Linked DNA regions of Homo sapiens: region 1 is linked to region 2. The links are chromatin contacts, found by Hi-C in ENCODE. All regions are on one chromosome and are shown on one strand. The core of a region is the stretch at or near the end of the contact, and the rest is flanking DNA. Distances in the headings are between cores, read along the strand shown. Region 1 overlaps DEK (DEK proto-oncogene). Region 2 overlaps MYLIP (myosin regulatory light chain interacting protein).

Region 1 (5,789 bases), core at 293-2,792, 2.1 Mb before region 2:
GTGGGAGCAAGTTGTAGAGGGAGGTGCCATGCTCTTTTAAACAAATCTTGAGAGAACTCACTCACCACCACGGATTACCATGCTAAGCCGTTCATGAGGGATCTGCCCCCATGATTTAATCACCTTACCAGGCCTCACCTCCAGCATTGCAAATCACTTTTCAACACGAAATTTGGAGGGGGCAAACATCCAAAGCATATCATTGCACCCCCGGTCCCCCAACTCTCATATGTTTCTCACATTTCAAGATTCAGTTGTGCCTTCGCAGTAGTCCCCCAAAGTCCGGTCTTGTTTCAGCATTAACACAGAAGTCCCAAATCTGTAAGTCCAGAGTTTCATCTGAAGATGAGTTTCTTCCACCTATGAGCCTGTGAGATCAAAAACAAGTTATTTACTCCCAAGATACAGTGATGGTACAGACATTGGGTAAAATTCCCATTCCAAAAGGGAGAAAGGCCAAAAGAAAGGTGCAATAGGCCCCACACAGTCTGGTTTGGTTTTTGTTTGGTTTTTGTTTTTCTGTGTTTGTTTGTTTGTTTGTTTTTTGAAACGGAGTTTCGCTCTCGTTGCCCAGGCTGGAGTGCAGTGGCCTGACCTCGGCTAACCGCAACCTCTGCCTCCTGGTTCAAGGGATTCTACTGCCTCAGCCTCTCGAGTAGCTGGGATTACAGGCATATGCCACCACAGCTGGCTGATTTTGTATTTTTAATAGAGACAAGGTTTCTCCATGTTGGTCAGGCTGGTCTCAAACTCCCGACCTCAGGTGATCCGCCCGTCTCAGCCTCCCAGAGTTTTAGGATTACAGACGTAAGCCACTGCGCCCGGCCTACAAGTCTGAATCCTAGCAGGGCAGTCTTTAAATCTTAAAGCTCCAAAATTATCTCCTTTTACTGCATGTCTGGCATCCAGAGCACGCTGGTGCAAGGGGTGAGGGGTCCCAAGGCTTTGGGCAGCTCAGGATGCAAGCTGCTTGTGGCTCTACCATGCTGGAGTTTGGAGGTGGCAGCCCCCTTCCCACAGCTCCACTAGCCAATAGAGCCTTGGTGGTGAATCTAGGGGTCCACCCCCCATTTCCCCTTTCCACTCCACACTGCCCTAGTAGAGGTTTTCTTTCTTTTTTTTTTTTTTTTTTGGAGACAAGGTCTCACTTGTCACCCAGGCTGGAGTGCAGTAACATGATCTCAGCTCACTGCAAACTCTGCCTCCCAGGCTCAAGCAATCCTCTCACCTCAGGAACCACAGGCATGCGCCACCATGCCCGGGTACTTTCTGTATTTTTTGTAGAGGCAGGGTTTTACCATGTTGCCCAGGCTGGTCTCAGACTCCTTAGCTCAAGTGACCTGCCCGTCTCTGCCTCCCAAAGGGCCTGGATTACAGGAATGAGCCACCACGCCTGGCCCTGAGTAGCAGTTTTCTGTGAGAGTTCCACCCCTGCAGGAGGCTTCTGCCCAGGCACCCAGGCTTTCTCATATATCCTCTGAAGTCTGTCCTAAGAAAGGGGTCAGATTAGCCAAAATTGGCAGTGATTTTGGGGAAAAGGGAAGTGAGAGAAATGACTAGTAAAAGATGACTCTTAGGTTTCTGTCTTTGGCAGGTGGGTGGATGGTATTAATGTTTTTTGAAAAAAATTCACAAAGTGAGCAAGTTTGGAGATGATTATGATTTTTCTTTTGAATATTTTGAGTTTAGGTGCCTGTAGGACATGAATTGTAGCTGTCCAGATGACAGACAGGCATATACTGTTGGCTCTCCATATCTGTGGGTTCCTCATCTGTGGATTCAATCAACCACAAATTGGTAAAAATGGATGGTTGCATCTGTACTGAACATGTACAGATTTTTTTATTATTCCTAAACAATACAGTATAACAACTATTTACATATCAGTTAAGTTGTATTAGTCATTATGAGTAATCTACAGATGATATAAAGTATATGGGAAGATGGTCATAGGTTACATGTAACTACTACACCATTTTTTTAAAAAATAAGGGACTTGAGCATCCATGGATTTTGGCATCTGAGGGGCGTCCTGGAACCAATCCCTCACAGATACTGAGGCAATATTAGTTAATATGAATCTCAGATGAAAGTTGTGGCTTGGAGATTGACTGGGAAGTCATTAGCTTGTAGTTAGTAATCAGAGACAAGCAAATAGTTTAAATCACTAAGTTGATGAAGTTGAGTGATAGTAGGGGTTGTTTTAGTGTGTTTGGTCTTCATTCTGTACAACATGGCCAGAATATACCTGTTGATAGCCCTTTCTCCTGAAGTATTCTTTCTGTGCGAATCCTTACATTACTAAATCTAAGCTGTCTTTAAAAGCCAGCACACGTGCTTTGTTCCTTTTTCTCTAGTCCCAAAATAATCAATTCCTCCTCAGTGCACAGCAATTTATTTGTGTATCTTTCTTAAGATGTTTTGTTATCTTTTATATTGGCGTATATTTATGTCTCATTTCTTTAGTAGCATCTTTTTCAAAAGATACGCAGTTTTTATCATCCATTTATCCCCTCTTAGTATTGAGTGCAGCTGCACAACACAGGCATTAAATAAATGGCAGAACCTCGAGCAGTATATAGTATTCTTTTATCTGACTTTATTTCATTCAAAAAATGATTTTATTTTAGATAAATGGAGCTTAATGTTTTGAATTTTGAAGTATATGCTACCTGTTTTCTAGATTTTTTTTTTTTTTTTTTTTTTTTTTTTTTTTTTTTTTTGAGACGGAGTCTTGCTGTGTCGCCCAGGCTGAGGTGCAGTGGTGCGATCTCGGCTCACTGCAAGCTCCGCCTCCTGGGTTCATGCCTTTCTCCTGCCTCAGCCTCCCAAGTAGCTGGGACTACAGGCACCAGCCACCACACCTGGCTAATTTTTTGTATTTTTTAGTAGAGATGGGGTTTCACCACGTTAGCCAGGATGGTCTTGATCTCCTGACTGAGTTAGCCAGGATGGTCTCGATCTCCTGACCGAGTTAGCCGGGATGGTCTTGATCTCCTGACCTCGTTATCCGCCCGCCTCAGCCTCCCAAAGTGCTGGGATTACAGGCATGAGCCACCGCGCCTCACCGTAGATTTTTGTGACTAAACAATTTAACTTTGAGTGACTTATGGTCATCATTAGGAATGTTATTCATAAACTACAAAGTAATGCTCTCCCAGTTGATTGCATTAAATGTAAACTTGGAGAGTTTTATCCTATCCACGTACTTCAGGCTGTTCTGCCTGGAAGTCTTTATTTGTGTTTCTTTTGTCAGTTTACTAAATTGTTATTGTTCTCTATATATCTTTTGAAGTTCTTAATCTCCCAGTCTAAATTTGATTATTCCTGAAGTACAGCAAACTGAATCTCAATTATTAAATAGAATTATGTCCAAAGATTAAACAGAGCTAGATTTTTTTCACAAACGAAGTGACTGGACTGTAATGGCAATAATTTTAGTTGGATAAAAATTAGTTTGCTTTCTAATTTTTTTTTTTAACTGAGTCCCTGTGAGTGCCAGGTGAGTAAAATGTTACTCTGAAAAAATTTTCATGGTGCTCTATTAATTAATCAAGTGTTTTCCTCTTTTATGTCATTTGCTTTCCAAAACCATGCTCAGAAGAAGAATAAAGTATTAGGTTTTGGGGACTTTGTTCTACATGTGTATCTAATAAAGTTAATACAATGTTTAAGCTTTTTGTTAATTAAGAAATACTAAATTAATTTCTAGAAAAGAGTCTCATCGTGGAAGGCAAGAGGGAAAAGAAAAAAGTAGAGAGGTTGACAATGCAAGTCTCTTCCTTACAGAGAGAGCCATTTACAATTGCACAAGGTAAGTTTATTCTAGCTTCCTTTCATTTTGTGGTGAAAGTGCCTAAATTTGTGAAAATGATGGTTTGTAGCTTAGTATCAGCAAGGTAGTGTTTTATACTTTTGGTATAATTTTATTTAATTTGCTCTGTAAGAGCAGAGTTACATGTAAATTATGCTGTGAAAATAATTCTCATTAAATTAACTTTGTAAATGTATTAGTAAGCCATAGGTATTTAATTGTGATTTTTTTTTTTCCCCAGGAAAGGGGCAGAAACTTTGTGAAATTGAGAGGATACATTTTTTTCTAAGTAAGAAGAAAACCGATGAACTTAGAAATCTACACAAACTGCTTTACAACAGGCCAGGCACTGTAAGACCTTTTTACACTTTAAACCTACTTGTATATTACTTCACAATGGAATCAATTTCTGTAAATGTTAGTGATCCACTAGTTCAATTTCCACACTTTATGACTGAGCAGACTGAGGTATATACTTATTAAATGATTTATCACAGGAAACACAGCTGGATATTAGCACTTGGATTATAATATCCAGGGCTCTGTCTTCTTTTTTCTTTTTCTTTTTCTTTTTTTTTTCTTTCTTTTAAGACACGGTCTCACTTTGTCACCCAGGCTGGAGTACAGTGTGCAATACATGGCTCACTGCAGCCTCAACCTCCTGGGCTCAAGTGTTCCTCCCGCTTAAGCCTCCCAAGTAGCTGGGACCACAGGTGCATGCCACCATACTGTGTCTGGCTAATTGTTTTACTTTTTGTAGAGGCAGGGTTTTGCCATGTGCCCAGGCTGGTCTTGAACTCCTGAGCTCAAGTGGTCCTCCCACCTTGGCCTCCCAAAGTGTTGGGATTACAGGTGTGAGCCAGTATGCCCAGCTCTAGGGCTCTTTCTCCTGTAGTAGTTTTTATTCCAAACTGAAATTTCAAATTACGAAATCCAAATTGTGATGAAAGGTTTTAGTGACCTTTAAATGTATTGAAAGAAATTCATGTTTTTGGATTTTCTCGACATTCAGAATAAGTGAATGTCGGTATGATTTGTATGAGATCATACATATGATCTCATTTGTATCTCATACAAATAAGAGGCAAAATCATTTGTATCTCATACAAATCTCATACAAAGTGAATTTGGTGTAATTGTATCTCATTTTTAGCAAATACCTGATAAATTGGATGATAGTTCTTTGCTAAAGGATTGTTATTATACTGTACATATGACTTAGTATATTATATAATCGAGGGAACTGCTTTAGGTTGTACGTGGGCAAAGTAAAGTTGGGTGTTAGAATGTCTGAAGTAGAATAGAATGTCTGGTGCATGACATAATTTATTTTCAGTGAGTCTGTTAATCTCATTTAATCCTTAAACCAATTTAATTTACACAAGTCCCATAACTAGTGAACGGTATTAGCTTTTTGTGGTACTCGCTATTCTTTACTTTGAAAGAATAAAGTCCTTCTTGATTTGGAAAAGAAGAATTACTAGTAACTTTATTACTTATGAAAAGGATATATTTTTAAATAGTAACTTTCCACATCCCCTGGTACTGTCAGGTAACTTTTGGTTGTGGTAAAAACTCCCCAGTGAAAATTTGTTCAAATTGTTCTTTTCAGAGACTTAAGTTTGTAGGATTTTTATAATGTTAATATGTTAATGACAAATACATTTTTCAGTTTTGAATAAGAAATGTTGAATATTGAACCCATATTGAATTGGTTGACTGTTCAGCCAGTATTGTAACTTACAGACAGGTATGAAAATAAAGATGTTGACTTTGAATTGGCTTTGAATTTATTCTTGTGTACATTACTGGGTAATAAATACCATTAATAATAAGGAACATTTTCAGGTGTCCTCATTAAAGAAGAATGTGGGTCAGTTCAGTGGCTTTCCATTTGAAAAAGGAAGTGTCCAATATAAAAAGAAGGAAGAAATGTTGAAAAAGTAAGTTATTTTTATAAATACTGTATTTTGAT
Region 2 (5,448 bases), core at 1,553-4,052:
ACAAATTAGTTAATTCCTAGAAATTGATGGAAGATTGACTTAGGTTATAGGTACAGTAAAAACAAATACCCCTGCCTCTAATTAAAAAAAATAAATTTACTTCTTCCAATTGCTACAGATAATTATCACTTATATATATTATGTACAATATTCTCTATTCCAAAATGTATTTCTGGAGAAACACAGATGAGCACACACTGGCAAGCATAGAGCAGTTAGGACCTAGCAGGAGTAGACCAGCAGTCCTGCAGGAATACAGCCCGAGCTTCTGTAGCCCGAGGCCCTTACTGCTATGACCCAGGCCACTCCCCTGTCTTGAGCAGGCCACACACCAGCAGCACCAGCTGGGTTGTTAATTGTTAACTTCCAGCTTTGCCACTTCCTTCCTTCTCCAATAGCTTCCAGTACTTGTCCTGATTTTTTCTTTTCATCTGCTTATGTTCATGACCCCATTTTCCCCTACATACCAATCTAACCACCCAAAGACATAAATAAGAGAATAACCTGGTGAAGTGATCTCCATTAGAACCAATACCACAAATATTTTCAAGTTTTCTTGAAAAAAAAAAAAAAAGACTATACTCTCAAGGATCATTTCTATAGTTTGTTACTAAAGAAGTTTCTCTGAATTTGTAGAGCACCGAAATTATTAAAAAAAAAAAATTAAATTCCCGGTAGGAGGAAAGTAGATACTAACTGTGATGTTACCCCTTGCTTATTTCTTTGAAATGAAATAAAACTGGCTTAAATGACAATACACACATCCATGTTTGCTTTAAAGTCTTTATTATCCCGAATATAAAAGACAGAGTCCTCTAGGATATAACAGAGTTCTTTACGTGGAAACATTATTTTTTTACAAGTGAAAAAATAAATACCTCTTGGAATAAAGGCTTATATGCTAATATGTGCCATAAAAAAGTAGAGTTTTAATATTTGACAAAATGTCTGTGCAAAGAAACAAATGCATAAACACATTACTGCTACATTAAGGCAATATGAAAAGTATACTCAGAAATCTCAGTAAAGTGACAGTGTAGGTTTCTAGCTTTACCTTAGCTAGTATTGCACCCGATAAGGTCATCTAGGTCTCCCGACATCCCAGAAAACCTGCTAGCTGACCAGCTTCCAAAATGCCCAAGTGGGAGTGGAAAACATGTTTAAGAAAACAGAAGCAAAAAGAACCAAAACCCCTTCGAAACATACAGAGGGGACAACCCAAAGTTAATACTTAAGCACTTACTTTAAAAAAACACAACAAAACTCCCCCCCCAAAAACAGAAAAGGACACCATATCTAAATACTTATGGTAAGGCTATAAAAGGCTTGAACAGTTCAAGCAAAGCAACACCAGTGGGTGAAGCTGGGATCGAGTGCTTGGGAGAAGTGATGAGTTAACTACCCTCAGTTGTACACCATGAGGCTCCATCTCTCACTCAGCAAGCTCCGCTTTCCCTTCCCAAGGAGAGTGCTCTCTGTTTTCAGTCTGAAATAAAATATTCCACCAGCTCAGAAGGCCCGGGGAGTACTTGACTACTCCACAGTAATCTTATAACAAGATTGGTAGTATTTTATAATCGAAAGGCTTGTGGGGTAGGGATAGGGGGAGCGTAAAGGAATAGGGAGCCACCCACATTGAGTGAGCTGCTTTTTACTAGCCACACTGGTTTAAATCTGACAACATTGTCAACTTTTTAAAAGTCACAGAATTGATTTGTAAACCTGTTTGCCTTCCAATCATTCTTGATCAAGTTATAAAGACAGAAATGACATTAAAACGACAACAATTTACAAAAGACTTTCCTATTAAAAATGGTTGGAGCTCCATGACCATACAAAAAGAATGAAATTCTTAAAAGTAATTCTTACAAAATCTGCTGCCAGTAGGAAACTTACCTCAGGATACATTAAGGAGACTTACAACATCATTTCCTAAAAGGTACCCAACTTTTTGGCTATGTTGCCACTTCACTGACATCAAAGACTTTACCTATTCCTTTACTAGATCATAAAAAAAATCAACATCCAAGGAATGTGTCTGCGTCCCAGAGCTCCTCCTGGTCCCATGACTGGAGTTGTTGATTCTACGCATGGATATGTTTTTGCAGTGAGGAGTAGCTGTGTTATTTTTCTTCCTTTTTTTTTTTTTTAACATCGCATGGCAGATGGGTGTTGGAATAATTACTTTCTCCACAATCTATCATTTTAATAGTTTATAATAGTGCAGTTCATGGAAACATGCCAAGTCCAACAAAAGCACAACAGATTAGATTACAGTCAGATTGAGAAGACTGGTGTGCGTTGGCAGATAGACGTGCTGGACATGCTCCACACGCGACCTGCAGACGGGACATGACTGGGAAAGAAAAGCCAACAGTCTCTGTTAGCATGCAAGCCTCGGTGGGGGGCCTGTGTCTCTGTGCACACCCCTGGTCTCTAGTGCATTTAATTTTCTAAATCAATTGTGATCACAGTGATTTCTAGCTTTCAATTGGTAGAGATCTTTGCCGTCTCACAGGTTGAAAGTTTATACTTTACAAGGGCTTAAAAATAAATACTATGACATAGTATAAACTGAAGGAAATTAATTACATTTTTAGTGAAACGCTAAAGAAGGTACATTGAATAAAGCAATTACTGAAGACGTCTTTCTGTGCAGAATGTGGTCTCTACATGAGTAGACTATAACACTTCAGGCAGCAATGCAGGAGACCCTTCTTGAAATTGTGTGTCCTTAGCTCAGCTGACTGACTCAGGCCAACATTTCTGGGCTGATGCCCACATGGCCAGGGAGGGTGGCTCTGCTTCTAGCCGTAGGTGGCAGCTCCACATTCCTGGCTGACTTCTCAGAAAGCCCGTGCCCATCATCAGCCCTCAGGAGAGACTTAGGGATGAGAGTCAGAATAGGTGGGCAGAAAAAGACAAGCCTATGACTGCTTCTGGGGAAAGGACACAGGGGTCATTTGGTCTTATTAGCTCTGAAATTAGCAGCTTCTGAAGGACTAAGTATTATCTAGAACCAGTTTTACATAAAACCACAGTGACATTTGGCAAACACATCTGAGAAATAAAAACAAATTGAAAAAACTTGTAAGAGGAAATTTAAAATTCTTCTTCATGCAAGAAAGGAAGAAAACTATATGTGAGTTCTCTTTTTCGTGTTAATATTAAAATTAGTTTGACTTGCTAATAAATAACAGCCAACCCATATGCCCTTGAGGCATTTGCAATCATAAAAGGAAATTAATCACCAATATCACAGAGTCAACAACCCATCCATGGATAATTGAGAAGTATTCTTTCCCAAATATCTTAAGTAATAAAGACCATCCTCCTAAGTGTCAGAAAAAGGGAGGCAACTTGAAATAGAGGAAGCAGCCCTGGGCCAGGCCTCAGGAGGCCTGGATTCTTGTCCTCAGGTAAGCCGCTAACTAGATATGTTACCCAGGAATCTCAGCCTCATTTTCAGAACTTGAAAACACTGCATAATTTGGAGTAATTATGTTGTTGAAAATAGTATGCTAATCTAAAATGTTTCTAAAGGGCAATGCCTTTTAGGTCACCAAATACAAAGACCCTTTCCGGGTGAAGATGGGCATTCCCCGTCTGTGCATTAGCGAGCCAGTACCTGGCTCCTACTCCCCGTTAAGAGGAGGGATAGGTGAGGCTGCAGGCAAAAGTGGGCAGCTGACTCCCCTACCTGTAGCTGGGCGGCGCAGCTCTCACAGCACACAGTGTGGCCACAGGGACAGAAGGTGGAGTTGATCTCCTCCTCGCAGCACACCATGCACAGCATGGCTTCCTTCAGCTTGCGTAGCTTCTCCTGCAGCACCCGGGTCTGCTGGCAGCTGAGGCCCTCGCAGCTGCTGCAGTTCATGCTGCTTTCTGAGGACTTCAGAGGCGAGTGTGAAGGGCTCTGGTTGTTTCTTGAAACGAGGTCCACAACGCCAGCATTGTACAGAGCCCTCCTGGCATGGTCATACACCTCCTTTGATGTTCTTTTAATATCAAAGACATATTTCTTGCCAAGGTTAATGTTTTCATTCAGAAACAGAGATGCCAAGTGGCCCTTCAAGTCACGGCTATACTGCATCATCACGGCGCTGGTCACTGTGTCACACCTGCAAGGCAAGATTGAACATCTACTTTAACACCAAAGAGCCTGGCAGCACCCTTATTCGCTGTTGTCAATAAGAACAGAAATGTCAGCAGATGTTTCATAGTCTCGTCTGCATGTATGAAAGTAAGTCCTTCCAGTTTTACGTCTGGTAAATATTCTCAGTGATTACACCTCTGTTTCTCTAACATCTCCTGACATTATGGCTTCCGTAAAGCAGTAAATACAGAGGGCAGTGAGCACGTACCTCCTCCCCAGGACAGACGCTACTGAGTGAAGTTGCTTATGGAAGAAAAAGGGCATCTGCCTGAAGTCTTGGCTTTTAGGTTAGAAATGTCTAAAAATTTCCCATCCTGTTTCACAATTTGTGTATCTATTTTAAAATAAAAAAGTTTAAAGTTGTCTACGACTTAAATTTCTTAGCTTTAATTGTCCAAATACGTGAGTCCAATCACAACTTGGCTTTAAAGTACCCTCTGAAATGAGGGAATCAATATTGCTATTAAAAAATCCTTCCATACACAGTGACGACTCAGGATAGCAGCTCTGCCAGAAAGAAAAGATGATCTGTGCTATCCTTCTCCTGAGCAGTGGAGCAGGCCCAGTCCCTCAGGGTTACCTTTAGGGTAATCAAACTTGGCTTTGAAGCTGAGTCCTAGACTAAGTAAATAATTATCCTCCCAGTTCCCTCATCTTTAACATTAGGGTAATAATAACCCCTTAGGGTTGTTGTATTGATTAAATAGGCATAGAAATCTCCTAACACACTTTGTGTCTAGATTAATGGCATAAGAGAATACGGTAGGAGGTAAGCAGAGAATGTGTTTGTGCAGCTCACACACATGCACCTTCTGTGGGTAAAACAAGACTACATTAATAAGGACTCCACTGCTACTACGGAAACAAAATGTTCAGAATTTCTTAAATTCTGTACTAGACTCATTGACACAACAATCCAAGGAACCGTAGAAACCTGGTTGTCACCTAAAAACCTGAGAGCTGTGGTGCTGAGGTGACCAAGCACACGAGATACGTGCCTGTAGAATGCGTGCGTCTCTGTTATCGCTCGGTAGAGCCCGCTGGCCGCCCTGGTGCTGATCATTTTAAACAAGAGCACGATGCTGTTCCCAGATTCCTTGGTGACCGTCAAATATACATTCTTTCCTGACTGGGTGGCCATCTGCACCACAGGATAAGCTATCCTAAGAGACAGGAAGAGAAAAGAAAGCAGATCTAGAAGGAGTGATTCTTCACCATGTGTGTGCCTTTGTGGGATCCCCATTTGCTCATGACCTAGCAGAAAAATCAGACGCTTCCTCTGGGGTTATCAC

The links. Hi-C counts contacts between places; a loop is a spot of excess contacts on that map. Pooled maps may share reads with other maps.
Region 1: a loop to region 2 is called in a pooled map of posterior vena cava, with 9 times the contacts of the local background. The contact joins two enhancer-like sites. A Hi-C loop is called at or near these places in 1 of 168 maps with a recorded cell type or tissue (naive thymus-derived CD4-positive, alpha-beta T cell) and 6 of 50 pooled maps.

The regions. Positions count from the first base shown.
Region 1 is chr6:18,256,329-18,262,117 of GRCh38, reverse strand. It overlaps DEK (DEK proto-oncogene), which reads left to right. Exons shown (of 11, transcript NM_003472.4): 3 at 3,713-3,814; 4 at 4,056-4,165; 5 at 5,663-5,757. Among named protein-coding and RNA genes, the nearest start is that of DEK, 5.3 kb to the left of the region's middle. RefSeq lists an enhancer at 1,582-1,701. Within about 2 kb of position 1,542, at least 12 of the 41 ENCODE cell types and tissues checked have a DNase peak (open chromatin) inside an H3K27ac peak, as active enhancers do.
Region 2 is chr6:16,143,570-16,149,017 of GRCh38, reverse strand. It overlaps MYLIP (myosin regulatory light chain interacting protein), which reads right to left. Exons shown (of 7, transcript NM_013262.4): 5 at 5,155-5,319; 6 at 3,701-4,121; 7 at 770-2,356. The coding sequence ends at 2,267. It also overlaps the pseudogene LOC124901514. Among named protein-coding and RNA genes, the nearest start is that of MIR4639, 4.7 kb to the right of the region's middle. Within about 2 kb of position 2,802, at least 2 of the 41 ENCODE cell types and tissues checked have a DNase peak (open chromatin) inside an H3K27ac peak, as active enhancers do.